Regions from separate parts of the Homo sapiens genome. Here region 2 is linked to region 1. Evidence: read pairs that join two places in POLR2A ChIA-PET (ENCODE). Cell type or tissue: PC-9. All regions are shown on one strand. Links, peaks and the distances in the headings refer to the core of each region. The heading gives the core; the rest is flanking DNA.

Evidence for each region. Peaks named below come from ENCODE experiments on the same cell type or tissue, not always from the same donor. Only the 100,000 strongest peaks of a DNase experiment are listed, where the experiment ranks them.
Region 2: POLR2A ChIA-PET joins it to region 1 with 5 read pairs; 2 of 35 experiments call an interaction of 5 or more read pairs at or near these places.

What each region holds. Positions count from the first base shown.
Region 1 is chr7:142,503,104-142,518,272 of GRCh38, forward strand. It overlaps TRB, TRBV6-8 and TRBV7-7. Among named protein-coding and RNA genes, the nearest start is that of MIR11400, 36 kb to the left of the region's middle. In PC-9, for the core only: no CTCF peak of the experiment used is centred there; a DNase peak (open chromatin) is centred at 5,398; H3K27ac peaks cover 2,580 bases.
Region 2 is chr7:142,329,962-142,345,130 of GRCh38, forward strand. It overlaps LOC105375539 (a long non-coding RNA gene), which reads right to left and starts at 6,758. Exons shown (of 2, transcript XR_928061.3): 1 at 5,274-6,758; 2 at 1-1,394. It also overlaps TRB and the pseudogene TRBV7-1. RefSeq lists enhancers at 2,440-2,940, 15,005-15,169. In PC-9, for the core only: a CTCF peak has its summit at 8,828 (motif pointing right); a DNase peak (open chromatin) is centred at 8,890.

The DNA.
Region 1 (15,169 bases), core at 3,637-7,636:
AGGCCGTCTGAGTACCCACTTAGATGTCTGGACGCATTAAATCGGAACCTCTATCCCTTCATCTCCTAGGATCAAATGAGTCCTGGAAACAGATGAGAAATCCCTGTCATGGATAAGTAACTGGATCCAAGCCTTTCTGCACGACTGAATTTCCTATCTGCCCTATCGCCTTCCTGCCTAATCTCCTCCTTCAATCTCCTTCCCTCACAGGTGTCCTGGATTTGGGAGTCTCACAGACACAGCGCACCTAATCACTCTGAGAGAGTGATCAGAAACATAATGTCAAACACTGACATTAAAAGGTCATGGAGAAGAAAACAAATGGCTTCCCCATGCTCTTATGGAGAGTTTTCCCAAGGCACAAATATCTCTTTGGGTGGCTTTGAGGTCATGGTGCCTGACACACTGAGCGATATTATGGGTGTCCATTTCCATGAATTGGTGGGCAATGTCAGAGACACAGAGTTCATGGTCACCAGCTTCCTCCAGCCCACACCTGATTTTGGTGCAGGGCGCTGAGCAGAGACCTTTGCTTGTTACCCTCCTTTGCCAGTTAGGAAAGGCTGATTGAGAGGCAGAGGCTCCATTTACAGAGCAGGGCTATGTGTTAGTCCCTGAAGAATTGTGAGAGCCATTCTGGGTGGAAATAATCAAATATACAATCCCCAAGAATGGCCCACGGATAGACAGAAGTCCCAATTTTGCCAGAATGATTTGCATCTATGCTTTGAAGACAAATGCAGTTTTATCTCTTTAGGCAATAAAGACCAAAAATAGACTAGTTATTTTAAATAATTGAACCTTAAACAGACCAAAGTCAGAACATCTTCCCTAGGGACAGCATTTTCTTCCACCCACTCACTAAAGCTGTATTTGAGAAAGCAGTGTGCTGTTGATAAACGCTGGAATATCGTTACAATCGACATTGTAATAATACTGCTACTTGGATCAGAAACAAAGAGCATTTCTAAAGCTTGAACAATGTAAAACTGGAAACGAGCTCTCACTGAGTTTGGAAATGCAGGCACTAGAGGGTGCTCATTTCTCTTCCTTTTCCAATCGGGGGCTATTCAAAGGCTGTTCTAGAACAAGGGGTGAGATCCTCCACTTCCCCGTGGTGATCAGGCTTTCACAGGTAGAAGCCTTATTAGTTCATAATCAGCCAAGCTGACCTCACCATCAAATGTATCGACCTCGATGCTCACCCTCCTCAGCAGTCAGAGACTGGCTGTGTTCACCAGGAGCTCGTGTGTTTTTACGGAGCACACTTTCTCCTCGGTTTATTAAAAACAAATGAGCCTTTATACGGGGTTCCATAAACAGAAGCTTTCTGTACTTTGCCCATTTAGACACTGCAAATTCTGATGCCTGATGAAAAGTGTAAACTTAAAGCTTGCATGTCGTTAAGATTTTTTAATAACCAATTTAAATAATATATATAATGAAAATGTCAATAATGCTCTCGAATCCAATCCCATGTTCCATTGGTAACCAATATTAACGCTCTGGTGTGCTTCTTTTCACCCCTCTTTTCTGTGTTCATGCACACCTTTCTACCCAAGTACACCTACAGAAAATGGGTTCACCTGTACACTTTAACTGCCAAATGTGTACTCTTTTCTGTATATCTTGGTCTTTATTGTTCCAGATTGGTTGATATAGATCTAACTTGCTCCTATTATCTGCTTCATATTGCATAATGAGGGTAGACAGGTACATTCATGCTGTATTGTCTGTTTCCTAAATTCTGCCAGATCTTTTCTAAAGTGACCAAATGGCATCTTTACGCTTCCAGGTTCTCCTCACCCCAGCACCCAGTTGATGATTCCAGCTTTTCCATCACTCATAGTCCTGGCAGGTCTGAGAGCTCCATTTGGTTTCTCCTGCATGAGGAGACAGGGAGGGATAAAAGGATAGACCTTTATCAAACCTACCAGAGACTACATGGTATCTCAGTTCATCCTCATAAAGCATTGAGGGGAATGCTAGTCTTGTTTTATAGATGAGTCTAGATGAGGCTAGAGTCCAGGAAATCAATAAATAGCCTTGCCCATGGTCTCAGAGCTAATAAATGGTGGAGGCAGATGAAGGGCAGTCGGCTTGCTTCCATGTGGAATTGATAGAGGGGTCACTGGAGTTTGAGGGAGGGGAAGTCTAGAACCATCTGGCGTTGTCTTCAGATCGGACACCAGGGTTGAGACAGTCTGTGTACCCTATAGCACCGCAGGTACAAGCATCATGGTGTTGGCAGTGGGGAGATACTAGAGTGGGTAAGTGATTAGTGGCCTGGAACTGGAAGATCTGAGCTTTGACAAAATTATTCCCATCACAACATGTAGCAGAGACACTGATGTGGATAAACTAGGTCAGGGAGCTGTGTGAGGAGCTGTTGTTAAAATAAGGGAGGGAGGAGAAGCAACTAAGTGGTCACTTCCTAACATGAAATGTAGAGGAAACCAATATTAACTAGAATCCATCTGATTTTAGTCAGTTTTCCTTTGTAAGTATTTGGAAGGTGGGATAATTTATTTTCAAGGTTAAGTAAACATCTATACATCTCCTTTATCTTTTGAAGACTGGTGGCGAAGCGAAAAATGGCACGGCCAATGGAGTCAGAGTTTGTTTAATAAATATCTCAGAGTTCAAAGAGAGACTCTCATGGGCCAGAAATTGGTAAATGTTCCTGCATTCTAAAATTAGGAGGATCTTATTTTCTTTGAATCAACAGAGAAGGAAGCACAGGCAGTGGGGAGGAACAGTTGGGAACACGGCAGAGTGGCCGCAGGATGTCAAAGACAAAGGACATGTAATATCAAATTCTAAGCTGTGAAGCTGTGATGCAACCCTCCACCTTCTCCTAATGGATTTTTTAGGTCTCAGCGCAGATGCACAGCTGAGGGAGTAATTTCTTTGGAAATGAAGGACAAATAGCTGTGTTAAATATTAATAACAAGTCCACATTACAAAGCACGCCTGGAAATGGAAACAAGATTATTTCTAAGGCCTTTTCTACTCTAAGAGTCTCTAACTTGGTGGCAAGGTGAGAGGTGAGGTTGGGGTGGGTGTTGATCCACACGCGATGAGTACCATGAGGCTCTACCATGAAGCATGTAGTTCTCAGTGTGAATCAGAGCCCTAAGAAGAATAATGCCCTTTACTTTGTTTTGTCCTGTGCCATCCCAAACCCACTCCACCCATAATTAAGCAGCCATGGAAATGAGGGTAGCCAGAAGGAATCAAACCCTGCTGCTTGGTTCAGTAGACACAGGGACCTGGGAGGAGGGTGTTGGCTGGGTCAAGGAGAAGATGATGAGCTCAGAAAATAGACAAGGAGAAACCCCAGTGGAAAGCTTGTAAAACTCTGGATGAATCACAAGATATGTTATTAGAGCTCCTTTTTATTACTAAATTTTATTTATTACTAAATTAATGGCAGGAACCCTGCACAAAGGGATATTCCCTATGAAAGATGGCATCTCAAATAAAAACAGAGCATTCTTCCTTACCCTAAAGTCTGCCCTTTCTCCCCAAGTCCCTCATGCATCAGGCCACCTTTGTGCCCACAGATCATGGGCAGCGCTGGGTGGCCATCATCATCCACACAGAGAGGGCAGTCAGCAGCATGAGCTGGTTCTGCCTGATATGGTCTCACCCTAGGCATGGAAAGCAAGAGACCTGCGTTGAGCTGAAGGTGCTCAGCTGGGTTTGTCAGGAGTCCCATCTGTCAGTGAATTGACAAGAAACAGAGCAAAACGACTCCTGCAATGTTGAGAAGCCTGCACCTAGGATCTGGAAACTTGATAACAGAGAAAACCAATATAGACAAAGGATTTTAAACAGGATTATGGTCAATTAAGCAAATTAGAAAAGGATACTTGAAGGAGTATTTGGGATACAGGAATCAAAAACACCAGGAAGACATGAGAAGTTTCCCTAAGAGTCTAGACTACAGCACTGTGTAGATAACTAACATCAGAATATTAATTATATTATTGAAGAATTAAAATTTACATTGAATTACAAACTCTTTACAAAAGGTCATGAAAATCTTGTAGACTTGTTTCAATTCAGACAAATGTGTTCTTCTCATTCTCAGCTGTTCACTGGTGCATTTATCTTGAATTTGACCATCTGGGGAATGGGCGTGGCCTCTCCTGACTGGAAGGCTCTGGGGCCCAGGCAGGGAGAATGATGTCTCAGAATGACTCCCTTGAGAGTCCTGTTCCCCTTTTATCAATGCACAGACCCAGAAGACCCCTCCGTCCTGCAGCCCCTGCCATGAGCCTCGGGCTCCTGTGCTGTGCGGCCTTTTCTCTCCTGTGGGCAGGTGGGTCCTGGGCAGGGCCCTTGCGTGGATTTCAAGGCCCATCCCCTTTCCACTGGGGCTGCAGCATCAGTTTTGTTCTTCTCTGCAGGTCCCGTGAATGCTGGTGTCACTCAGACCCCAAAATTCCACATCCTGAAGACAGGACAGAGCATGACACTGCAGTGTGCCCAGGATATGAACCATGGATACATGTCCTGGTATCGACAAGACCCAGGCATGGGGCTGAGACTGATTTACTACTCAGCTGCTGCTGGTACTACTGACAAAGAAGTCCCCAATGGCTACAATGTCTCTAGATTAAACACAGAGGATTTCCCACTCAGGCTGGTGTCGGCTGCTCCCTCCCAGACATCTGTGTACTTGTGTGCCAGCAGTTACTCCACAGCGCTACAAGGTTGTCTCCTCTCTGCACATAAAGGCAGGGAGGCTCTGCCCTCCACCCCGACCTGAGACTCAGGGATGACCTGGGCAGAGTATTCTGCAACGGGAACCTTGGAACCCGAAGTGGCCCCAAGTGGCCCAGACAGTATGAGCCTCGCTCTGTGCCAGGTGCCTCTGTAGGCATCTCAGCCAGGCCTGGACTGGTCCCAGGTCCTCATATGTCTCCTTTGTTGCTCTCTCCTACAAGCTCTACTTTTGGGGTTGGGGCCAGGGCTTCCCCAGCTCCTACTTTTCTACTCATCATCCTGAGTCCAAGGCCCCCAGGATGAAACAGGATTTGTATTTCAGATCCATCTAGACTCCTGTCTCTCCCTGGTGACCATGTTGCTTCCTCTCTAGGGTTTCCCCCAGCCCCCACCCTCCTGTGGCCCACCTTTCCCACCTCCGCAGTCATCCTCCACCCCCCACTTCCCTGCCCCTCTCTACTGCAGCCATGAGGGGAGCACCTCTCTGTGACTCCTTCCTTCCCGTCACAGAGACTTCAAAGGCCATTTTCTTTGCCCTGGGCCAGAGCCTTCCTTTCTCTAGTGGCCAGCTCCTTCCTGTGCTTCAGATCTCAGTATGATCAGCCCCTCCTGCGGGAAGCACTCCCTCCCCTCCCAGGTAAGATCAACTTTCCTCTCATAAGCTCTCAATGAATCATATGTCTGTTAGCAACCTTTAGCACAGTTGGGCTTTCTCAGATGCTTGTCTGATTATTTTTGTGCTCCACCCAATTTTTTTTTTTTTAAGACACAGTCTCACTCCGTCACCAGGCTGGAGTGCAGTGGCATGATCTCTGCTCACTGCAACCTCTGATACTCTGATTCAAGTGATTCTCCTGCCTCAGCCTCCCGAGTAGCTGGGATTACAGACATGTGCCACCACGCCCAGCTAATTCTTGTTTGTATTTTTAGTAGAGATGGGGTTTTACCATGTTGGCCAGGATGGTCTCGATCTCCTGGCCTCATGATCTGCCCTTCTCGGCCTCCCAAAGTGTGGGGATACAGGCGTTAGCCAGCACGCCTGGCCTCTCCACCCAATTTTTAAGCCCATGGGAGCTAAGACTGTGCCTGCTGTATTTACCAACATCGGTGCCTGGCATGTGGGGAGACCCATTTCACAGAGAATAGATGAGTGAATGACAGGCTGAGTGAGTGATGAGTGGGTGGACGAACAAATAGCAGGAACACGCTACATCTACTGTAACCTGCCAGAGATCTAGCATTAAGTACAAGAAAGCCCACCTCTTTGATTGCTGGGCTCAGGTCGGTCTTGGAAATTGATGGGGAATCACTATCATGGCGGCCACACCTGGTTCAAGGCTTCCTCTTGTGGCTGCAGCACCTGACCTCCTCCAGGTCTCTGTGCTCTCCTTCAGGATCTTTCCCCACAACAAATCTAGACAGATCAGAGATCCACTTCAAGAATTCCATCCTTAAAGGTTGTTCCTTGAAACCACTTCTGGTAAGAAAATCTCCATTAGGTTTGCATCAATAAAACAGAGCCACTACAGGTTTGTGAGTGTAAAAGATTTATGATCAGAATTAGACTTTATGCATATGTGGGAGGAGCTGAGGAAGACAAGGTCTTGAGGAGAGAAGTCAGAAGGTGAGGGAGCCAGTCAGTAGCCAGGGCTCCTGGAGCTCGGGCAGGACAGGCTGGAGTGGCAGGGACATGAGAGGATCAGAGCATGCCAGGCCATGCAGTGGGACCTTGAGCCGGGAGCACAGGAAAAGGCCGAGGAAACCTGCTTCTGGGGAAGCTGTTCCCTCTGTGTGGGGGCCATGCCTGCGGGTATAGTGCCAAACACTGGGGGCAGCCTGGCTGCTGTTGGGCAGCATTTGGCAAGATGAACTGGACACAGGGTGCAGAAGGAACAGGACTTCCTAGGTCTGTTGGATGCCTCTGTATCTGCTGGTCACTGACTCTCACTCTCTCACCACAATGACCTGCCAATTGTTATAGTGACTGTTTTGTATCTGTCTTCTAAATGTTACAAAATGTATCCTTGACCATCTCTAACCCAGAATGATAAATGGCATTCTGGGAAAGTCAGACTCTTACATTTGCAAAGTTGACTTAACACAATCCAGCACAGTATGGATTCTCCCAGATTAAGGCATCAGATCACACAACTGACTCAACCTGCCACGGTCCGTGGACTCCTCTCCGGGGGACACCTGTGCTGCCCAAGTGAATGTGGACACAATTTGTATGTAGATGTTCCAGACACTGGCTACTAAATTTTCTTTTAATCCTGTGCCTGAAATCTCGCTCCACCCAGAGGCAGGGCTCTGCCTCCTGCTTCTGTCTCCTTCCTGAGCTTCTATCCTGATGGAGTTGGATGGACATCAGACGCCTGGTCAGAGTGCAGTGACCTGTGGAGACAGTAGGAGGGAAGCTCACATCTTGCTGCCTTCCTCCATCCAGTTCTTTTATAACCAAAGCAAGTGTTCTGGTCTCCCTTTTGACTGTGCAGTATGAGAAATGTGCTTCATGAATTTGTAGCTGATCAGCTCAATGATTTGATGGCCAACCTAAAGTGAAATCCTCAGATCTGCAGAAATTGCCCTGCATTTCTGTGAAGATGGCAAGAATACAGTGTGCTAGAGTTGCCTTCTCTCCAAGTAGAGACCTGGCCCCCAAACAGGATGGAGCAGAGGGGGCCAAAGAGCCCAAAACATGTCTCAGATTGTTGAAAGGCAATTTCCCAGGACAATCCTACTGATGACATTTCATCCCTTGTATTACACACTTGGCCACCCTTCCCCCCAGATCAGCTGAGTACCCAGGATATCACACATCCCAGCATCTTCTAACGAGGAAAAATACTTCACGTACCAGCCTCCTTCCTGCACCACATTGACTAACCCTGGAAACTTAGCCTTTCCAGAAAAAAGCTCTGTCTTCTCTTGGCCCAGTCTAGCCTGGTAGGTTTAATTCATGATTTATGTGACCTTTTAATTTACTCAAAGGAGAACGTATGATTTCAGGGTAAAGAATATTCATTTTATTTTTATAAGTTGGACCTAAACAGTAAACTGAGTACTTTTCTTCCATCAGCGTCTTAAATTAGACAACGGTAAAACAAATCTTTGATGCTAGAACTTCAGATCCTAGTGTTTTTCACATGGAAGTTCCCAGTTACCCAGTCTAGGGCATGGAATAGATGAGCATTAATAAGTCACTGTATGCCTGAGATGGTTTTCTATGGGCATCTTTTCTGAATTACGGTTAACAAGGGTGGGAAATGATCCCAGAAGAAAGGCATGAGGGCAGTTCTTGAGGGAACCCATGTGATGGGACAGTCTCATTGGGCACGTGTGACTGGGGGAATGGAGGAAGCTGGGGCATGATTGGGATGGCACAGGGGACCCTGACTTGCGGGAAAGACAATGAGCTCAACCCTTTGTGCCCTATGTTAGGGGCGCTGTTGTTGCATCCTACAGGACATGCCCAGCAGGCAGGGGAGCGGCTGTAGGATGAGAAGATGAACTCAGAGATGCAGTGTGAGGTCTCCAGGCACAGACGGCTCTGGAGCACAAACCAATGAGCCATGAATTGATGTTGTTAAAACGGAGGTTATAAATATTTAAAGTGTCACCCAAGTGTGTTCTAATAGAAATGCTGTGACCCTGAGGTCCTGAGGATTGAGAGAGGAAGTGATGTCACTGTGGGAACTGCCCTGTGGAGACAAGGACATCCCTCATCCTCCGCTCCTGCTCACAGTGACACTGATCTGGTAAAGCCCCCATCCTGGTCTGACACTGTCATGGGTACCAGTCTCCTATGCTGGGTGGTCCTGGGTTTCCTAGGGACAGGTGAGTCCTCAAAACACAAAGTAGTTTCATATTTTTTCTGTATGTAGGTGTGTGTGTGTATGCATGTGTGTCTGTGTGTGTGTGTGTGTGTGTGTGTGTGTGTGAGATGACTACAAATGTTTTCCTTATTCTGTTGCCAGATTCTGTTTCCACAGATCACACAGGTGCTGGAGTCTCCCAGTCTCCCAGGTACAAAGTCACAAAGAGGGGACAGGATGTAACTCTCAGGTGTGATCCAATTTCGAGTCATGCAACCCTTTATTGGTATCAACAGGCCCTGGGGCAGGGCCCAGAGTTTCTGACTTACTTCAATTATGAAGCTCAACCAGACAAATCAGGGCTGCCCAGTGATCGGTTCTCTGCAGAGAGGCCTGAGGGATCCATCTCCACTCTGACGATTCAGCGCACAGAGCAGCGGGACTCAGCCATGTATCGCTGTGCCAGCAGCTTAGCCACAGCATGGCACAGTCGCCTCCTTCCTGTTCACAAACCTCATCCTTCTCTCTCTTTGCAGCTCCCAGAGATCATTAACAGAGGCCTCTCTTTGCTCCTCACTTTTCCTGGGAAAGAGGTAGATTTGGACCTCGGTTGTCCTTTGGGTGGAAAGAGACCACAGATTCATTCCTGAAACACAGTGACTGCAAATGTAAGTGGTGAAAACAATCACGTCCCACTGCACTCTAGGAGGGCTCGGAGCCAGCTCACTGCTCCAAACAAGGAGTGGGTGTCTTAGCCTTGGCCTTCAGAGCAGACATGCATCTTCTATAGGTCTTGGAGGCTGCTGTGTTGCCCACATACATGAGGTTGTCATAGGCAGGAAACATGCCTCTTCTTCATATGTTGGGGCATCTGGAAGGTCTGAGGCTACATCCCCGAGAAGATCTTTCTTCTGAAGCCTCTTCTATCCCTGTCACCTTGGAAGTTTTCTGCCACAAAATATCAAACCTCTCTTCCTGTTTGAAGTAAAGGTCTTTGCAAATTTGTGGTCCTTACTTGATAAATACAATCATGGTAACAATAACACTTCATTTCTTCTGCCTACTTTAAGCCAAGAGTATCCTTTATTTTATTTCCATTTGCCATTGCTGCTGTCCTGATAGACAGAAGCATGCATCACCACCGCTGCCACTTCACCTTGATTCACTCAGGAAATCTGATTTTCAGACTCTGAGTGTTTTGATTGTTGTCCAACTCATTTGATTTGAAATAATTCTCCCAAGGCCTTTAACTCAAAAAGTGTTTTATTTATAATATTGAATCTATTCCTTTTTATTATATTTTTTCATAATATATAGTGTTATATAGCACTTGTTAGAAATAGAAGTACAATGATTATATTGCAATAGAATCTTCCATCTGTCTGTGGGTGATGCTGCAGTTTGTATCTATGAAATGGAATGCACTGGTCAGAGCTGATGTGATTATGCATTATGGGTTTCGGGGAGTCCTCAGCGACAGACCACTTCTCCAAGTCTGGGACTCAGTGTCCCAGATGCAACCCTGATAGAGGTGCCCTGAATCTTTCATAGCTAGGAGGGGCATCATAGTCCTTCCAAATTCACTGATCAGAAATTATGGTGTGGTACAGACACCAAATTTCTTTCCCCAGAGAATGATGGTCACTGGCAGGGAATTGCTCTTGACCCATTTTTTCTTGTGTCGTCATCAAATGACTCCTTGCTCAGCCGCCCTGTGTCTTCTGGGACTGAGTAAGGCCAGCACACAGATGGGAATTCCCTGTCTTCTGAGACCTTCTAACTGCTGCCACTTTCCTCCATGTGACTGCTGAGACAACTGGTCCTAACAGTGGACAAGCTCTGACACTGAGGCTGAACAGACCACAGTCCACTGTTGTAAATGGTGCTGCAAGAACATGTAACAAAAGTGAGCAGGGCTTCCAATTTATAGAGAGAATGAACATGCAAGAGGAGCAAAGGGTAGATGGTACTAACGAACAAATAGGGAGGAATGTGGTTTCTGTTCTAATGAAATCATTCTGTTGTCTTAAGTTAAGCAGGAGAAACATTTCATTGCAATTACTTCAAGTCAAAGGCTAGCGGCTCCCCAACCAGCCAGCATAACTCTTTGCTCTGTGATCTCAGCAGCTTCAGAGGACTCAGAAATCCTTTCTCTGCACAAACATCCCGTTGTCCATTCCAAGACCCAGGATCACACACTCTGATCTTATCATGAAAATAATGAGGTATGCTATAGTTGCTGTGGCCTCATTTTAGTATGTTTAGTAGGAAGCATTGAAGAAGTTTGAAGCTTTTCTCTTTAGTCTATGGCTTGTATGACTCAAAAGAAGTAAATAGGCATACTTTTCCCAGCTCCCTGTTCAGTGAAGCCATGCTGGGAGCTTGAAATCTGCCATGGTGGGTATGTTGGTACAACAGAAATTAGGAAATGCTACCAGCCATGCCCCCACCTTCACAGACACACAGTTTATCAGCACATTACTGGGGTATTTTCTGATGTCCCTCTTATGCCATTTCTGAGCTAGGCCAATATAGCTCAGAATTTATTTCCCCACTACTCTTGTTCTTAGAACCCATCACCTAAGGGGCCGTCAATTGTTCCTATTTCCATTCAACTCCCAAATTCTCTTGCACTGTAGCTCTGTGTTTCCTTCAAGAATGCCAGTCTGGAACATGACAACTATTTTGAATGTACCTAAAGGTATCACTGAACCAGTTCATTATTTACAAATTATCTTTCCTCACATGGAATATTCAGATGCTGGAGTCATTGGGAACAGAGATGGCCAAGCAGCAACTCTGGGTTGTGAACCACATAGAGCCCCGCTATTCTTCTATGTCACTGACAGACCCTGAAACAAGGACTATTTTGCTTTAGAAACTAAGCAGCTCCACACCAGTCAGGAATGACTCTGCTTTTACTTTAGGCTGAGAGATCAGAAGGATCACATCCTCAGTATTCTCCTCTCCTGGACTGAGTGTGGCCACTCTCCATCTCAGTCCCTGGAAGTTGTCCAGAGTTCCCTGAGAATCCCTGCTCTGGGGCAGAATCACCAAGGCTCATCCTCACCAGCTCCCCACAGGCTCCAGCAGGGCTTTCCTGCCAGGTGTAGGGCACAGGAATGGCTCTGTCTGTCTCTCAGGTAGAGGGAGGCCAAACAGTGATGTTTGTATAAGAGGGACTGGGTTTCTGTGTCTCCATTAAAGTATTTGACAATATTTTCTTTGTTTTTTTTTTTTTTTTGGTTTATTTTTCCATCTCGCCAATGAGGAGAGCAATCCCTTGGTAGTTATATTGTTTTTGGCACTTGGGAAGGTTTTTGTGGTTAAGTCACATTAAGAAATTGTGCCTTTTTTTCCTGTTCAGCTGTAACCCAAGGCAGTGAAAGAAACAGCAATAATTTTGAAAGCAGTTACTTGTGTATCTTATGATAAAGGTGTTAAGTTTCATTGCCCACATCTAACTTTCAGTCTAGTGGAAATGAAAAGGCACAGTTAGGGGGCATGTGAGCATGCCATGAGAGAGGTCAATGCCAATTGAGAAGTCTGTGCCAATCCCCAGTACTGTGGGATTGAAGGGGAGGGAGAGATGACCTCTCCTTCAGACCATGGTCAACAAGGAAGGAGAGGGAGTTCATCCATGGGAACCTGAAAAGCAGCAAATCCCAGGGGCATCTAACTTCAGGTGCAGGAGCAAATCCTTGGAGAGGAAAATGGTCCAGTTCAGCTGTCACGGGAGACAGGAGAAAGCAAAGTCATCTAATCCACAGTCCCCTGGCTGATTTGCTTCCTTATGATACTATTTTGCATCAGCGTGTCCTCATCTCCCGCTGCTCCTCTGCCTCTTCCAGTGTCATCTCTTCCCTGTTTGCTGCTCAGATCAGTGGATGTGCATTGTACAAGGTGATCATTTCCTATAGCAGTCCCTTTGCTACTCTTAGTTATATCCATCCTTATTTTCTGCATTAGGTACTGCTCCCTCCACCATTGCTTATTGTCTTGTAACAGGTCTCGTTTTATATATTTCAATTTTACTTTTTATTAATAGACATTTGACTTCATCTTTTGCTGATCTATACTTTTGGGGTAACATTGTCATTTTTGGAGGATGTTTTTGTTTATCTTTAGTGATTCAGATTAAATAATCTCTTTATACTTCAACGTCTGTGTCTTCTTACTATTTAAAACCAAATATTATTTCCTTTCATTCCTCTCATTCTGTTCCTCTTTCTTTAGATGGTAGTTTTAAGGGAGAAAAAGTTTGGCTATAACTGAAGCTATGTGATAAGAGTTATTCAGAATGAGGGTGGGATATCAAGATTGGTAACTCAAAGCAATAATTAGGGTTAGAACTAATGTAGGACTTAGGGTTTAGGGAAGCTGCTCATAAAACCTGCGGGATGGCACCTCTGGAATATTCTGGCAGCTCACTCTGCAGACACTTCCCAGCATTCCTTGGGCCATTACAGAATTAAACAATGATGAAGCTTCACTTATTGGCCACAAGATGGCAGTGTGGTCCACTGCGATGTAAAGGGCTCTGGGCAGTCTGGGGGAGCAGCCTAGGAGGGAAAAGGTTAAGAAAAATTAGGGTTTGTATTCAATATTATGCAGATGTTGCAGGAGTTTTCAGTTATTGCTAGGCTACCTACAGCTATGCAAGAGGCAGGAAGTCCCTCTAATCTTTAATCAGATCTACAGTTGAAGAATTTTGGCCAGGCAGCCTTGGTGTCGGGGCATGTGCAGACAGAGGAGCAACTGCCTCAGAGGAAAAGGGAAAAGTGAGAGGCAGGCTGTGCCCTGAGCCCAGTGGGTCTCTGCTGCACCTCATCTTCCCTGCAGGTCTGGCCAGGCAACAGCTTTAACCTGCTTGAGTGATCTGGGATTCTCCAAGTTCATAAGTCTTACTGATAACATCAACTTGGCTGAGGTTCCATTGGAAATCAAGCACATGTTCTCTGGAGGACAAAAAGTATTGACAAAAATTTCTGAAACACCTCAGTAAACAAACTATTGAAGGAAAATATTAGTAGATGCACCAAACTGTGCCGTTAGAGATGAAGATAATAGACTAGTAGAATTTTACAAAGGAGACTATAAATAAGTCTCTACTAAGTATTTGTGGGCATCAAGCAGTGTCTGAGTCCTCTCAGGGTAGATTAAGGAAGGAATTCAGCTATTATCATGACTTTGGCTTGGATGAAAATCCATGAAGTCCTCAATTGATTTTCTTGTAAAATATTACAGAATAATATTGAGCAAACATTTTATTTTTCTCCAGCCTGTATCCCTCTTTAGCACTAACAGGTAAAGCAGACACCTAGAGGCACGGTTTCTTTAGTTGGGATCCATTAACTGTAGGACTGGGAGGTCCATAGCTGGGCTTCACAGGGAGTTCAAACCCCACGTGCAGGGAACTCCGTGTGTCTGTGCTGTGCCCAACTCCCGTCTGTGAGGCTGAAAAGGGGGAGTGCCGGGTCTCCCAGTACCCCACTCACAAAGTGGGGAGCAGGCTGCTTGCTGGGCAAAAAAATCAATTCAAAAATTGGCCAATCTGTTCAAAGCCAAAATGAAAGGAAAGTCTGAATTGTGAGACTGATGAATGCCCAATTTCCCAAGTTATGAAATTTGTAGCAGCTCATGGTTCTCAGAATGATTTCAATAGCATATGAAGATATTGTAAAAAGCTTTTGTTTGTCTACAGCTTTCCTTGATTTTGATCCTAGTTGTTTTTCGGCCCACTCATCAGTTGAGCTTATTTTGATGCCAAATTTCAATGTTGCCACTTCAGTCACCAAGCACTTCTCACATTCTCCATAACTTACACAGATATGTGTGTTCCTGTCTTTTCTTATTTTTGTGTGATTCATTTTTAAATTGGGCTGTGCAGAATACAAGCATACATTTGTAAGTGAATCCCATATTTTATGATTTAGCTGTTTACTTTTTAGTAATACTTTTTATTAAAGTATAATAGAGAGTAAAACAGAAATATTAATACAAGGACATCCTGGTACATTTTGACAAATGCATATGCCAGTGCAATAGTAACTGAAATGATTATAAAAAAAATTCTGTCATGCAGGAAAGTGTCGTCATGCTCCTTTCCAATCAATTTCTATCCCAGAGATAAAAATTGTATTTATTTATTTATTTAGAGACAAGAGTCTCACTCTGTCACCCAGGCTGGAGTGCAGTGGTGTGATCTCAGCTCACTGCAAGCTCTGCCTCCCCGGTTCACGCCACTCTCCTGCCTCAGCCTTTGGAGTAGATGGGACTATAGATGCTTGCCACCACACCCGGCTAATTGTTTGTATTTTTAGCAGAGACGGGGTTTCATCGTGTTAGTCAGGATGGTCTCGATCTCCTGACCTTGAAATCTGCCCGCCTCAGCCTCCCAAATTTTTGGGATTACAGGCATGAGCCACCGCGCCTGGCCAAAACTTTTCTTATTTTTATCACCACTGACTAGCTTGGTCTATTCTTGAACTCCATATAAATGGAATCATATAACATTTTATTGAGTTATTTTCCTCCAAAATTAGTATTTCTGAAGTTTATTCATATTGTTGTATCAGTAGGTCATTTTTTCTTATGACTAATATTCCATTGCATAACTA
Region 2 (15,169 bases), core at 6,517-10,516, 170 kb before region 1:
AGAACAGGTAGGGAAAGTCATGACTACACAGCCTTATAGGTGCTAATTTCTGGAGAAGGTGTCATGAAAAATAACAAAAATGAGAACTGTGTTCTGGAGGGAACATTGTGACTGTCCTGAGAGCGTGTTCTGATCCCAGGAACCAAACCCAGGAGTGTGTTTGGCAACTCAGAGTGCAGCAGACAATTCTTTGCCCCGTGCATTTGGGATAAGACTGGAGACAGCTGGAAAAGCTATGGACTGGACGTTCTGCACTCTCAATGCAGGACTCTCTGAAATCCCACAGATTAATGTCAGGTAAATATATTCCCACTATTAAGACAACTAAAGCAAGAACCAATGAAGAAAAGTGAGTAGAAACAGTAAGCAATTGAAATGTATGAAGACAAGGAATTTTGCCATAAAAAGATATAAAAGTTAAAGAGCTATATTTAAAGGAATACAAAAGCGAATTGATATGTGAACATGAAAAAGAAGACTGTCAGAAATAATCAAGGAAACATTAAAAAATAATCAAAGAGAATACACTAACGATTAAGATTATCATTGAAAACAAAATGGAAATGAAGAAAAGATGACATGCTTCAAAAGAGATTGTTACAGGAGGTCAAAGACAGATCTGAAGAAGTTACCTAGAATGCAGCACAGAAAATTAAACAGGAAACAAGAAAAGGTAAGGGATAAGGAATAAAACACTTGTGGGTTCTAGTGTATTAGTGTATATATAATATTTTGTTGGAACTTCCCATTTTTCTTACACATGATTGAAGTGTCACAAAGAGAAAGTAGAGAGAATGATAGGTGATAATTATGAGACATTAGCTGAGAATTTTCAAGACGTGTTTCAGGACCTAAATCCTCTGTTTCAACAAGTTAAATGAATATGAAGTAGATGAATACATATGTTATGGTGAAATTGCGGAACACAAATGACAAAGAGAAGATTTTAAAAGTAGCCCAAAAGATAACTATCTCCCAGCAGAATAGACTGAAAGGAACAGTGAAAGTCAAGAAAGGAGATTAAAAATAAGCATCAAGTCAGAATTATAATTCTCATTCATTAAATATTGAGATTGAGGTAAATATATTTATAGATAGAGAAAGAAAAAACACGGTGAGTTTGTCACCAAGGTATCCTTTCTGAATTATAGTTAACAAAGATGGGAAGTGGTCCCAGAAGAGGGGCATGAGGTGCCGCTCGTGAGGGAACCCATGTGATGGGACAGCCCCATTGGGCACGTGTGACTGGGGGGATGGAGGAGGCTGGGGCATCAATGGGGATGGCACAGGGGACTCTGACTTGCAGGAAAGACAATGAGCTCACCTTTTGGTGCTTTGTGTTGGCGGAGCTGTTGACACATCCTAGAGAACATGCCCAGCAGACAGAGGAGCGGCTGTGGGATGAGGAGATAAACTCAGAGATGCAGCGTGAGGCCTCCGGGTCCAGACAGCATGAGAGCCCAAAGCGATGATACATGCATTGATGTTGTTAAAAAGGATTTTTTTTTTTTTTTGAGACAGATTCTCGCTCTGTCGCCCAGGCTGGAGTACAGTGGCGCAATCTCGGCTCACTGCAAGCTCCGCCTCCCGGGTTCAAGCCATTCTCCTGCCTCAGCCTCCCAAGTAGCTTGGACTAGAGGCGCCCGCCACAACGCCTGGCTCATTTTTTGTATTTTTAGAAGAGACAGGGTTTCACCATATTAGCCAGGATGGTCTCGATCTCCTGACCTCATGATCCACCTGCCTCCGCCTCCCAAAGTGCTGGGCTCACGCCTGTAATCCCAGCACTTTGGGAGACCAAGGTGGGCGGATCACTTGAGGTCATGAGTTTGAGACCAGCCGGGGCAATGTGGTGAAACCCCGTCTCTACTAAAAATACAAAAATTAGCCTGGTATGGTGGTGTGAGTCTGTAATCCCAGCTACTCAGGAGGCTGAGGCAGGAGGATCACTTGAACTTGGGAGGCAGAGTTTGCAGTGAGCCGAGATCACACTGCTGCACTCCATTCTGGGCAATGGAGCAAGGCTCTGTCTCAAAGAACAAACAAGCAAAAAGCAAGGAACTCATAAATATTTAAAGGAGGCATTTAAGTAGGTCCTAAAATAAATCCTTTGTTCCTGTCATTGCGTGGATTGAGAGAGGATGTGATGTCACTATGGGACCTTCTGTGTGGGAACAAGGACATCCCTCCTCCTCTGCTCCTACTCACAGTGACTCTGATCTGGTAAAGCTCCCATCCTGCCCTGACCCTGCCATGGGCACAAGGCTCCTCTGCTGGGCAGCCATATGTCTCCTGGGGGCAGGTGATTCCTCAGATGCCAAGCAGTCTCCTGTGTGTGTGTGTGTGTGTGTGTATGTGTGTGAGATGTGTGTGTGAGAGAGAGAGAGAGAGAGCTGACTATAGTTGTTTTTCTCATTCAGTTCCCAATTTCTGTCTCCACAGATCACACAGGTGCTGGAGTCTCCCAGTCCCTGAGACACAAGGTAGCAAAGAAGGGAAAGGATGTAGCTCTCAGATATGATCCAATTTCAGGTCATAATGCCCTTTATTGGTACCGACAGAGCCTGGGGCAGGGCCTGGAGTTTCCAATTTACTTCCAAGGCAAGGATGCAGCAGACAAATCGGGGCTTCCCCGTGATCGGTTCTCTGCACAGAGGTCTGAGGGATCCATCTCCACTCTGAAGTTCCAGCGCACACAGCAGGGGGACTTGGCTGTGTATCTCTGTGCCAGCAGCTCAGCCACAGCACTACTGCTCCAGTGTCAGCTTGGTTCCCTAGGAAATGGGGTTTCTAGAACCTGAATGCTGACAAATAAGAGTTGTATATGTGTATACCATGCAACCTGCGTTTAAAAATGTATGTACATAGTGCAATGACTAAATCTAGCTAGTTAACATATGCAGTACCTCAATCCTTATCCTTTCCAGTGGTGAGAATACTTAAAATGTACTCTGTTAGCATTTTCCCAGAATACAATCCACTGTTGCTAACTCTAGTCATTTGTTGTATAATAGATCTTTGTAACATCTTCGTCTTATCTGAGTGAGATTTTGTATCTGTTGACCAACATCTTCCCAACAGTCCATCTCTACTCCAGCCTTTGCTAATTACTGCTCTAGTCTTTGAATTTGAAGTAATTTCCCTGAGGTCTTTAGCTCAACAAGATGGGGGAATTTTCTCTATAATGATGCTTACATTATTTTTGCTTTGTTTTTGTTTCGTTATTTTATGTCTTGCAATATAGTGTTTATTGTAAATATAAATAAGTATATTGTAATAAAAATCCTTCACCTCTCTTTGGGTAAAGCTACAGTTCACATATTCTAAATTTCATGCTGTGACCAACGCTGACATAATTATGGATCATGGGTTTCTGGGAGTCCTCAGAGACAGCCCCATACACCAAGTTTAAGATAGAATATTCCAGACCCAGCCAGGACAGAAGTGCATGGTCCTGCATAGCTCCTTGGAAAATTATAGTTCCCCAAATTCAGTTATTGGATATTGTGGTGCCGCAGACACCAAACGTCTTTCTCTAGCAAATGATGGTCCTTGGCAGGGATTGTTCTGAACCCATTACAATTTTGCCATCATCAAATCACTCCTTGCTGTTACCTTGTGTCTCCTGGGAGTGAGGACGCCCCGGGCACAGATGGAAATTCCCTGACCTTCGGATGCTATTTCAAGGACTTCCTAAGACCTTGTGTCCATCTTTTTCCACCTTTATCCACATGACTCCTGAGACCCACGCTCACAATAGTGGACCAGCTCTGATTCTTAGGCTTGAACAGAATTCAGACCACAGCTGTAAACACTGTTGCTGAAAAAAGATGTAAAAAAGGTGGGCAGGGCTTCCTACCTACACTGAGGGTGAACATACAAGGGCATAAAGGGAATATTTTATTAATAGCTAAAAAAAGAAGAAATACAAGCCCTGCTCTAATGAAATGAGAACTGTAGCTTCACCCACAGAGAGGTGGAAGATTTTATTACAATATACTTATTTATATTCATAACAAATAATATATTTGAAAAAATAAAGAAAACAAAAAGTAATATAAGCATTATTATAAAGAAAATACCCCTGTCTTCTTGAGTTAAAGACCTCAGGGAAATTAAGACACATCGAAAGACTAGAGCAGTAATTACCAGAGGCTGGGGTGGAGATGGGGTGCTGGGGAGATGCTGGTCAAAGGATACAAAATTTCACTCAGATAGGAGGAAGAAGTTTAAAAAATCTTTTATACAACAAAGTGACTAGAGTTAATAACACTGGACTACATTCTGGGAACATGCTAACAGAGTTGAATTTTTTAGTTGAACCAAAGCAGAATGTCCATAAAATTATTTTGAATCAAAGTCTAGAAGCTTTCAAACCAGTTGGCATAGCCTTGTGTTCTGTGATCTCAGCAGCTTCAGAGGACTTGGCAATCCTTTCTCTGCACAAACACCCCTTTGTCCACTCTAAGAACTAGGGACACACACTCTTATCCTATCACGAAAACAACAGGCTGTGCTACAGTTGCTGGTAACTCGTTTTAAGGGTGTTGAGTATGGAGGATTGAACAAGATTGAAAGCTATGCTCCTGAGTCTGGGAATGTGCTGGAACCAGCTTGCATGATTCAGAAGAGCCAAATAGGCAAACCCTTCCCAAATCCTCATTGAATGAAGCCATGATGACAGCTTGAAATCTGCCATAGTGGCTATGCTGATACCATAGGAACTGACAAATGCTACTAGGCATGGCCCCACCCTCACAGATATCCAGTTTACAAGGACATCACTGGAATGTTTTCTGATACAATGATGATCCTATTAGGGCATGTCTTATGGGGCCAAAAAGGCTCAGAATCCACTGTCCATCTGTTTCTGCTCCTAGAAGCCATAGTCTAAGGGAATCTCAAGTGATCCTACTTCTCTCCAATCTCCAAATTCCCTTGCTCTGTGGGTCTGTGTCTCCTATGAGCATGCCAATCTGAAACAAGACAACTATTTGGAATGTAGCTAAAGGAAACAGGGAACCAGTCCATTATTTTCAAATTATCCTTCCTTGCATGAAGTATGCAGATGCTGCAATCACTGAAAACAGAGATGGGGCAAGCAGCAGCTCTGGGCTGTGAGTCACTTTATACTATAGTGCCCCGCTATTCCTCTGTGGCACTGACAGACCCTGCAGCATGGACTAATTTGCATAGGAAACTAAGCAGCCCCTGACCATCAGGTATGACCCTGGATTCATTTTGGGCTGAGAGGTCAGAAGGATCATACTCACCTTAAATATTATCCTCTCCAAGCTGCAATACTCCCACTGTCCATCTTAGTCCCAGGATGTTGTCCAGAGCTCCAGAGAATCCCTTCTCTTGGGGCAGAATCACCAAGGTTGCTCCCTCCAGATTTCCACAGTCTCCAGTGGGTATGGGGCACAGGTGCCATTCTGTGTCTCAGGTAGAGAGAGGCATCATGTCAAATGATATTTGTAGAAGAGGGATTCAAATTCTGAGGCTCCTCTCCAATATTTGACATAATTTTCTTTGCTTCTTGTTTCATTCTACAATCTCACAATTTAGGAGAGTAATTCTTTTGCGGTTGCATTGTTGACAGCATTTGGGAAAGTTTTTGTGGTTAAATTAATTTAAACAATCATTTTAATGGTGTATTTCTTCTGTTCACGATAGAACAGTGAAAGCAGTCATTTACACATCCTGTTGATGAAGGTGTTGTTTAAGGTTCATGATCCACACCTAACTCTCAATCTAGTTGAAATGAAAAGGTGCAGAATTAGGTGGCACGTGAGCAAGCTATGAGAGAGGCTCATGCCAATTACTGTGGGATTTGGAGGGAGGGAGAGATGACCTCTGCTCTAGACCATGCTCCACGAAGAAGGAGTGGGAGTTTGTCCATGGGAGACTGCAGAGGAATAAATACCAGCAGCTTCTAACTGGGGTGGAGTGAGGGCTGCGGGAGCAAATCCTTGGAACAGAAAATGGTGCATTTGAGCTCTCACAGAGGACAGTGGAAAGAAAAGTCATATAGGCCACAGTCCCCCGGCAGGTTCTGTTTGCTAATGATACTATTTTGCACCAGTGTGTCCTTATCTCACACCACTCCTCTGCCTCTTCCAGAATAATCTCTTCCCTCTCCGCTGCTCAGATCAGCAGATGTGCCTTGTGCAAGTTACTCATTTCACATAGCAGGCCTTTTGCTGGTCTTAATTATATCCGTCGTTACTTTCCACATTAGATACTGTGTATTGCCTTGCAAATGATCCTACTTTTTATATTCCTATTTTTCACTTGTTAATGCATATTTGACCCCTTCTTGAAGGTCAAGATGACCTTGGAAATATAAGGCTATCTCATTATCTGGTCAGTCTTTTACTAATCTTTATTTTTATCGTAACATTGACTGTCATTTTGGGGGACATGTTTGTTTATCTTGAATTTCATTGAGTTTCCTCAAAGCACGATTTTGAGTTCTTTGTCTTAAAGGTCGCATATCTCTGTCTGTCTAGGGTTGGTCCCTGTTTTATTTTTTTTTTGAGAAATTACCGACTTCACCAGATGCTGTAAGCTACCGGGATAGAGGAAGTTTTTGTGATTTCATAGCTTGGGTCTTCTTTATTCAGGGCAGGGAATTTTATTTTGGGGTCAAGATTGTTGAAAATGGCATAGTGAAGAAGGTAGAGTCACAGGAGTTTGCTTTATATACTTGAGGAAGAAGAAACTGAGATTTGGGAAAAGTCAAGAAAAGAGAACCTGATCAAAGATGACTGAAAATAGTAATAGAGCAGAAAATGATGAAAAGTCGTGTTCTGTGCACCACGAACGTTCTTCTCCCCACTCCAAAAGTTTTCGACACCTAGAAAATATAAAGAAAGGACTGATAGCAACTGGCATCACGTTGAGGCCAGTCTCAGTTGGGAAAAACACCAAACAGCCGCTTGTCTCCTGTAAGAACCCTGAAGTTGGTCCTGATGTCTTCTTTCTGGACTCTGGCCCTGATCTTAACTCCTCAGGGAAGTCAGGTACTTCCCAAAATACAGAGAATGTCAGATTGCCCTTGGTTTTGAAGGAGAAAATGCTCTGCGCTTCTCCCCAAGATAAATTCTGCTTTCCTAGGAATGCTTTCTAACACTCGTCATCCAGATCTGATTACCTTCTGTGACCAAACGGTTTCCGAAGATTTTGTAAAACTCAGCAGCCTTTCACATCCTCTGCGTTTGCACTCACTGTTTCCATGGCCCAGAAGGACATTTATTTTCCCACGACAGGGCCAGACACTGCTCATCTGCCAAGGACGGGCTCCCTCCCACCTGTCTTCCTCTTCACTTCTCATCCCAGCATTCTCTGGCACTCTATGATATCACTCTCTTCACTCCACAGGCCAAACCAAGAATATAATTGGAACTGCCTGATGTTTATAACATGAATCAATTCAAGTCCACTTACATAGACCCCTGGAATACATGAATTACTATCTCCTCTTTACAAGAGACTTCTACTACATGAAACATACTGGAGAGTCTTTAGGGATAGGCTCAGTTTTCTACACAAATTCTGCAATATCCTAAACAATTCTGTCTTCACAGTCATAATTGATGACTTGTTCTCTAAAGTACCCGAACTGTGTTTAAAGTCAGAATTTGCAAATGTTCTTCTGAGAAAAAAGAAAATCATTACATCTTAGTGACATTTATCCAGTCTCACAATCTTGCTGAAAAATATTTGTCATCATAACCACACTTTCCATGACCACATCTTTAGATATTTGGTGAGACTGGAAACATCAACAATGGTCCTTCTCAGAAATCAACTTAAAACACTGAAAGAAAAAGTAGCTGTGCTCAGTAATTGAACCTCATCAGCCTTGCCAATTAAAACACGTTGTGTGCATGTGCTTGTGAGTGTGAGTATGTTTTCTTGTGGAGATGCAAATAGTTTCTGTGGGTGGCATTTACTAAGCATCACTGGATCACTGGTGGAGTTCATAGGCACTTTCCTAACCCCAGGGAGTGATGGGAAATGTCACAGCCACTGAATCGGCCTAAGTTATAGCTGATAGGGTTGTTTATTTTAAAATTTTACAAATTCAGAAATAAATTTGTAAACTCAAAAAATGGGGCCGGGTGCAGTGGCTCATGCCTGTAATCCCAGCACTTTAGGAGGCTGAGGGAGGTGGATCACGAGGTCAGGAGTTTGAGACCAGCCTGGCCAACATGGTGAAACCCCATCTCTGCCAAAAATACAAAAATTTAGCTAGGCGTGGTGGTGCACCCCTGTAATCCCAGCTACTCGGGAGGCTGTGGCAGGAGAATCACTTGAACCTGGGAGGTGGAGGTTGCACTGAGCCGAGATCGCACCACTGCACTCCAGCCTGCGTGATAGAGCGAAGCTCCGTCTCAAAAAAAAAAAAAAGAAAATCAGGAAATCCTCTCTTATAAAACACATGATGTAAAATTTACTGATATTAATTTAAATACAAAATAGGAAAAGATTGGGCCTGATTAAGCAAAGGGAGCCAGGGAACAATGCAGTGTTTCTGGGCTAGGTGGGCTTGACATCCTCACACTGTTTAATTAAGGGTCTGTGTAATTTTGGCTGCTCTCTAAGTGCAACAACGGTTTATTTTGTAATAAAAAGATTGGTTCATGTGTCCTTTTGCCTCACTTGGCCCAGGGTGAATTTGAAGATCAACCCTAAATTGGCCTTTTGGGGAAAGCATAGAGGGTGTGAGGATGAGGGTTGCAAGGGTGGGAGTGGGGCATCTTTGTTCCTGATTTGGACAATCTTGAACTCATCAGGTCAGGTGTGAATCCATGAGACTGTGGAATGTTGGCCACTTGGTGACGCTGTGGCTCCACAATGCTGCAGGGAACCCTGGAGAGGGGTGGGAAGGTGGCCAAGAGAGGAGCTGAAGCCTATGCTTGGCTGCCTGCTGGCTTCAGGGGAGTGGTTTGATTCAGAGTGGATCCAGAGTTAAACACAAACTCCCCACTACCAGAGAAGAGTAGAGGTGCTGGAGGCCTCAGTTTGCACCAAAGAGTAGAGTGTCCCTGTGTCTGCTTGGGCAGTGGATGGTGAAGGAGCTTCAGCCACAAGGGCTGGGAATCAGTGTCAGGGCAGGGACAGGGCAGGTAGAGGAAAGTAAGGTGTGATGTGGGCATGTGGGGCCTGCTCTCCACCCACCAAACCTTTAGTTTCAGGGCTGTGCGGGACAGATGCATGGAGCAGCTGAGCCTGGGACCTGCCAAAGGGTGCAAGGGGCAGTGGTGGCCTGCAGGGAGAGAAACTCGCAAAGGCCAGTTCCCGCAGGAAGCTCCAGAAACATTCCTGCCCCCACTCAGGAAGTGACCGTGAGAGACATGCTGTCAGCCAGAAGGGTTCAGGCCCTGGAGAGCTGATAGGCTTTTCCCAGGCACTTTCTGCTGCTTCTACATGTGATCTGCTTTAATATTCACATAAATTATGCAGGATAAGTATTATTTTACCTGTTTATGTATCTGAAGGAAATCAGCTGTCCGGGGTCTCATACTTAATAACTGGCTGAAGACTGGGTGCAGTGGCTCACACCTGTGACCCTAGCACTTTGGGAGGCCGAGGTGGGCAAATCTCCTGAGCTCAGGAGTTCGAGACCAGCCTGGGAAAATCGGTGAAACCCTATCTCTACTAAAAATATAAAAATTTGGCCAGGTGTGGTGGTGCACACCTGTAATCCCAGCTACTCAGGTGGCCGATGCAGGAGAATCGCTTGAACCCTGGAGGCAGAGGTTGCAGTGAGCCGAGATCATGCCATTGCACTCCATCCTGAGCAACAGAGTGAGACTCTGTCTCAAAATAAAACAAAATAAAATAAAATAAAATAAAATAAAATAAAATAAAATAAAAGTCTCAAGCCTGTTGTGCCAACACCTCTCCTTAACCCCTTCTTTGTAGCTCTATCCTTTCACCTGCTTTCCCCTTTACAGGTCCCCATCAACAGGTTGTGAAGTTCATGCCTCATACGTAATCAGTATAGTCTCTTCCCTGAGAAGTCCAAGGAACATGTGACTTCCAGGCCAAGCATATACATTCATCCTTCATTGAGACAAAAAAAAAAAGTGTAATTTTCTGGCCAGCCATGATGCTTCACAGCTGTAATCCCAGCACTTTGGGAGGCTGAGGCAGGTGAATTGTTTGAGCCCAGGAGTTCGAGACCAGCCTGCCAACATGGAGAAACCACGTCTCTACTAAAAATAAAATAAATCAGCCAGGCATACTGGTGGGTGCCTGTAATCCCAGCTACTCAGGAGGCTGAGGAATGGGAATTGTTTGAACTCAGGAGGTGGAGGTTGCAGTGAGCTGAGATTGTGCCATTGCAATCCAGGCTGGACAACAGAGCTAGACGCCCGAAAGAAGGAAAGAAAGAAAGAGAGAGAGAGAGGAAGGAAGGAAGGAAGGAAGGAAGGAAGGAAGGAAGGAAGGAAGGAAAGAAAAAGAAAAAGAAAAAAAAAGGGGTGGTAATTTTCTGAACTGTAGACTTCCTGTAACGGATGCAACATATCTTGAGAAAAAGGAACACTAGTAATTGTTATTCACTAGTTAATTTATTTTATTCTTTTATTCAATAAACTTTTTTGGGGGACCTACTGTGTATAAGATACCCTATGTCGTCAAATAGAAAATGAAAAAGAAAAGTATCTGCAGATGATGGCAGATTTTAAAAAATAAAAAAAGAAAATAAATAAAGAAAGAAAGAATATTTTAAAATAAAAAATATTTTTTGGCTATTTATAACACTAAGGTCTGCATTTATTTTCATTTTTCAATTGTTTTATGTTTATTTTCAATTGTTTTATGTTTAGTGTACTTAGTTTTTGAATTTATATATTTCCTTTCTTCTTCTCATTCTCTCTTTGGTTTCTCCTTCTCTCTTCTTTGCCAGCTTGTATTTCTTTTTTATTTAAACTTTTGGTAAGGACATTTAACATGAGACCTATCCTCTGAACAGATTTTTAAGTGTACAAAACAGTATCATAGTCTACAGGCACAAGGTTGTACAGAAGATCTCTAAAACTTCCTCATCCTGCTTAACTGAAATTTTATACCTGTTGACAGCAACTCCGCATTTTCCCCAACTCCCAGCTCTTGGAAAGAAACATTCTCATCTTTGCTTCCATGAGTTTGACATGGTTGCCTCATATAAACAGAAACATGCAGTGTTTGCGTTTCTGTGCTTGACTTGTTCACTTAGAACAATGTCCTCCAGGTTCATCTATGACACATATGGAAGGATTGTTTTTCTTTTCTAACCCTTAATAATATTCCATGTTTCAGATCTGCAGGATTAAATGGATATAACATTTGGCTATTTCTATGAAACTCTCTGTCATGTGAGTGGCAGAGTCATTTGCAGAGCTGCAAGCACTGAGTTTATTCAGGCACATTCACAGATAAATTCTGCTCCATGGAGAACATTCAGAAAAAAATAATAATGCCAACTTTTATTTGTCAATTCACTATATGCCAAATAAAAATCTTTCATTTGAAAAAGTTCAATTAATTAGAAATTCAGCTATCAGAAAAAAACCTTAAGATGCAAATGCTATTCTCATTTTACAGATGAGGGAATTGGCTCATAGGTTAAAAAACTTGACCAAATTGAAGAGCTATTAGGATACAGTATTGGGACTTCAACCTGATCTGTCCAATTTTTGCATTTATAACTCTGTGCTATAGTGCATTTCATAGAGAGAGATGCCTACCTTCAAAAATCAGAATATTGGATCCTACATCCCTTTCAGATCAACTGGCTCTAACAACATGGAAAGAGATCAGTTTACCCTGGAGACAGTGATGTAAGGAGAGATCTCTGGCTAGATGCCATGACACTCAGCCCTGACTCCCATTCTAACACCAACTTGTAAAGACCTGAGGCCATTCTTGACATGCTGCGTTTAGTTTGTGTTTTGGGTTTTTATTTTTTTCTGTAAAATGAGATGACTACTGCCCTTATGAAGAGTTGTACAAAGATTTAATATGACAAAGTATCTAGCATATAGTAGATTCTAGCTATTTTGATTTCCTTTGCTAATCTCAAACAGCCTCTTCCACTGTGCCAATGAGCAAAGACAAATATGAACACATTCTGCCCAGGAATCTTAGGTTGAGGACTCAGAACTCACAGAAGTTGAAATATATATGCTTGATGATTCATTTGATGAAATTACCTGCAGAACATAGCGTACATGCCTTCTCAGACATTTTAAAATCAGCACAATTGATATATAAATTGTACAATATAAACATTACACATGTTAAATAAACAGATCAATGGTTATATATATATATATATATATATAGACATATATATGGGTTATAAGGATATATATGTATATCCTTATAACCACTATCCCTATAAAAAGGTCTCTATCACCCAGAAATCTCTCTCATACCCCTTTGCCATGACTCTCTCCATCTCTGACAACCAATGATGTGATTTCTATCACTGGAGAATACATTTTTTTCAAAAAATCTATTAGTAACATTTTAAAACCTGTATTGATTAATCCTTTTCAAATACATACATTTAAGAGTGCAAGGTGCTCCTGGAAAGTTTTATGGTTTTAAAAGAGGCTAAATTTCTGTGAGCTACCTGATCCATGTTAGGGACAATCCTATCTGGAGATAGGTAAGAGGATGAAATAGCCTCAAAATTACTTTCCAGCTGGTGGAAGCTCATTCTCCAAAATTATTTATTCATTTTTATTTATTTCTTTTCTCATCTACCCACTCATTCAAATTATTTATTTTATAATGGTATTGTGACAACAATTAATCATTTTAATGGAATTATTTTGAGTTCCCATATCACACATATTTAATTGGCCTTCAAGTTCACACACTGAATGCAACGGCACCAAACAAACCATGGTAACAGTGACTTTGTTGAGAGATGGTGTCATATGTGGAAAAGGGTTCTCTTTGCTTTTACCGCAAGTATCCAACCCATAAAACCTGAACTTTGAGCTAGGAAATCTCCCTTTTTGTTCTGGCCCTACCCTGGGCACCAGGCTCCAGCACCATGTCTCCTTCTGGGTTCTGGCCCAGAGAAGTTCTTGGCACAGTTGTAGCACCCACTCATGGGCTTGCTGGATCCCAGCTGTGAATGACAGTAGCAGGGCCCCCTTTGCTCTGACTTTAATTTCTGTGTCCTTCTCAAATAAGCCCTATAGATGCTGAGTGGCCTGGGCCCCTGCCATGTGCTTGGGCTGAAAGAAAGACAGCACGTGGGGAGGTGAGCAGGAGCGAAGTTGAAGCAAATCTAGAATTGACATGGAAAGGACTTTGGACATAAATCCCTAGGCAGTGGTGAGCCACTGGTCCTACTCCAAGTGAAACAACATGATGAAACTGATATTGTGTTACAGTAACATTGGTAGTAGTACGGATCTGAAAGGAGATAGATTTTTGGGTGGCATGAATGATTAGGAGACTTCTAAATATCCTCCATGAAAGATTAGAAAGGGTTTATGTAAAGCATTGTGGAAGACATAGGCTTGAGGCTCTGGATTATGTTATCTCTTGGAAAGAGTGTTGGGTTTTATTCTGGAAGGGTTAAATGTAGGACTTGCTAGGTTCTATTTGAGCTTTGCCCTTCCTCTTAGGGAGCCCCAGCCTGTGGTCATCATTGCTAGTGCATGGCCTTCCCAGGGTCTTAGTGGGAATCACAGTGTATTCGCCACATCACTCCACTGCAACTGGGTCTGAATGCCCTGGCTCTTCTGAAATCTCTGCCCATGTCTTCAGCCTTCCAGAACTTGTTCTCTGCTCAGCCTTCTGGTCTGCCACCCTCTGCATACACAATTTAGGATCTGGCTCAGGAAAAAAAAAAGGGGGGTTTCTTACATATAATTTTTGGGTTCCTTTTTACTACCCTGTGTCTTAAATCCCAGCTGTCTTGGAGTCAGTTATGTCCTATCTTCAATCACATAAACTAACGATATTTGGTACAGACATGTTTACTGACTTTACTTCACGTTACCATTCCACTCTTCACTCTTCTTTCTTGCAATTCAGACAGTCCTGAGGTCATTCTCCTTCTTCAGATCCATCTGGAATTCAGATGACTTCAACTCACCTGTCACCCACCCTATGCTTTGAGACATGTTTATGTTAGCTACTGACCTCAGGGTAGTCAAGCCTCTCATTGTCATTGTTATTCAAGGTAGGTTGAATCCCACTAAAAAACAAAAATCCTTGAAATTTGGTTTCCTTATTGAGAGCCACACAATGCAATCAAATTCTTTTTAATTCAATTTTTTTTTCTTTTTTGGTGGAAGGGCCAAGAACTGTTTCCTTGCTGAAGCAGACTCCTATTATAATAATTTGAATACTAACAACATTAACCTTTAAATCAGGTTGATGTTAGGTTCTTATCTAAGAATGAAGTATATCCAACTGTAGCAGGTTGAAGGTCTCTCATATATGTAACCTGTTCAGGACGAGACAATTCAACCACTTTTCTTAAATTCTGATCTACATGCCTTTACATTCTTTGCTTTAAGGGCCACATAAAAATACTCTGAAACAATTTACACATCAGAAAAATGCTAACACTTTCCTCCTGGCCCAGCACATCTCCAAGTTAAAAAAATCTCTAAATTATCAACCCATAGTTTAATCATGGTAACTCCCTTCTACCCCCAACATAGATTTTTATGTAACTGATTTGTAACTACAACCTTAACCGTACAATCACAATTGTCATTATAAAATACTAACAAACATGTGCTATTAACAATGGATGGTTAAAATCACTTAGGGATTATGAATCATTTCATTTTTGTGTTTATTTATTATGTCAGTTTCAAGCTGATTTCCCTTTCCCTTGTTCCACACACCTTGGGTTGTTCTTTTTCAGCATCCTGTGTATGTTAGCTCTAAGCCCAGCCAAGGCTCATGCCCCTCCACTTCAGGGACAGAGGGTGGCTCATCCCTTTCGTGCTCCCTCAGCTCCCTCCCCGGTGCCTGGTTGCTGGTTGGCATCACAGCCATGCCCTTGAAAGATGGGCGCTGGTCCACACTGCATCCGTGGTCATGTAGCCACCCTCCCTCCACAGAACCGAGCAAAAAGGGCTCCACCGCGCTTAGGCATTGAGGGAATGGACATTTTGAATGGTGCTGTCTTGTG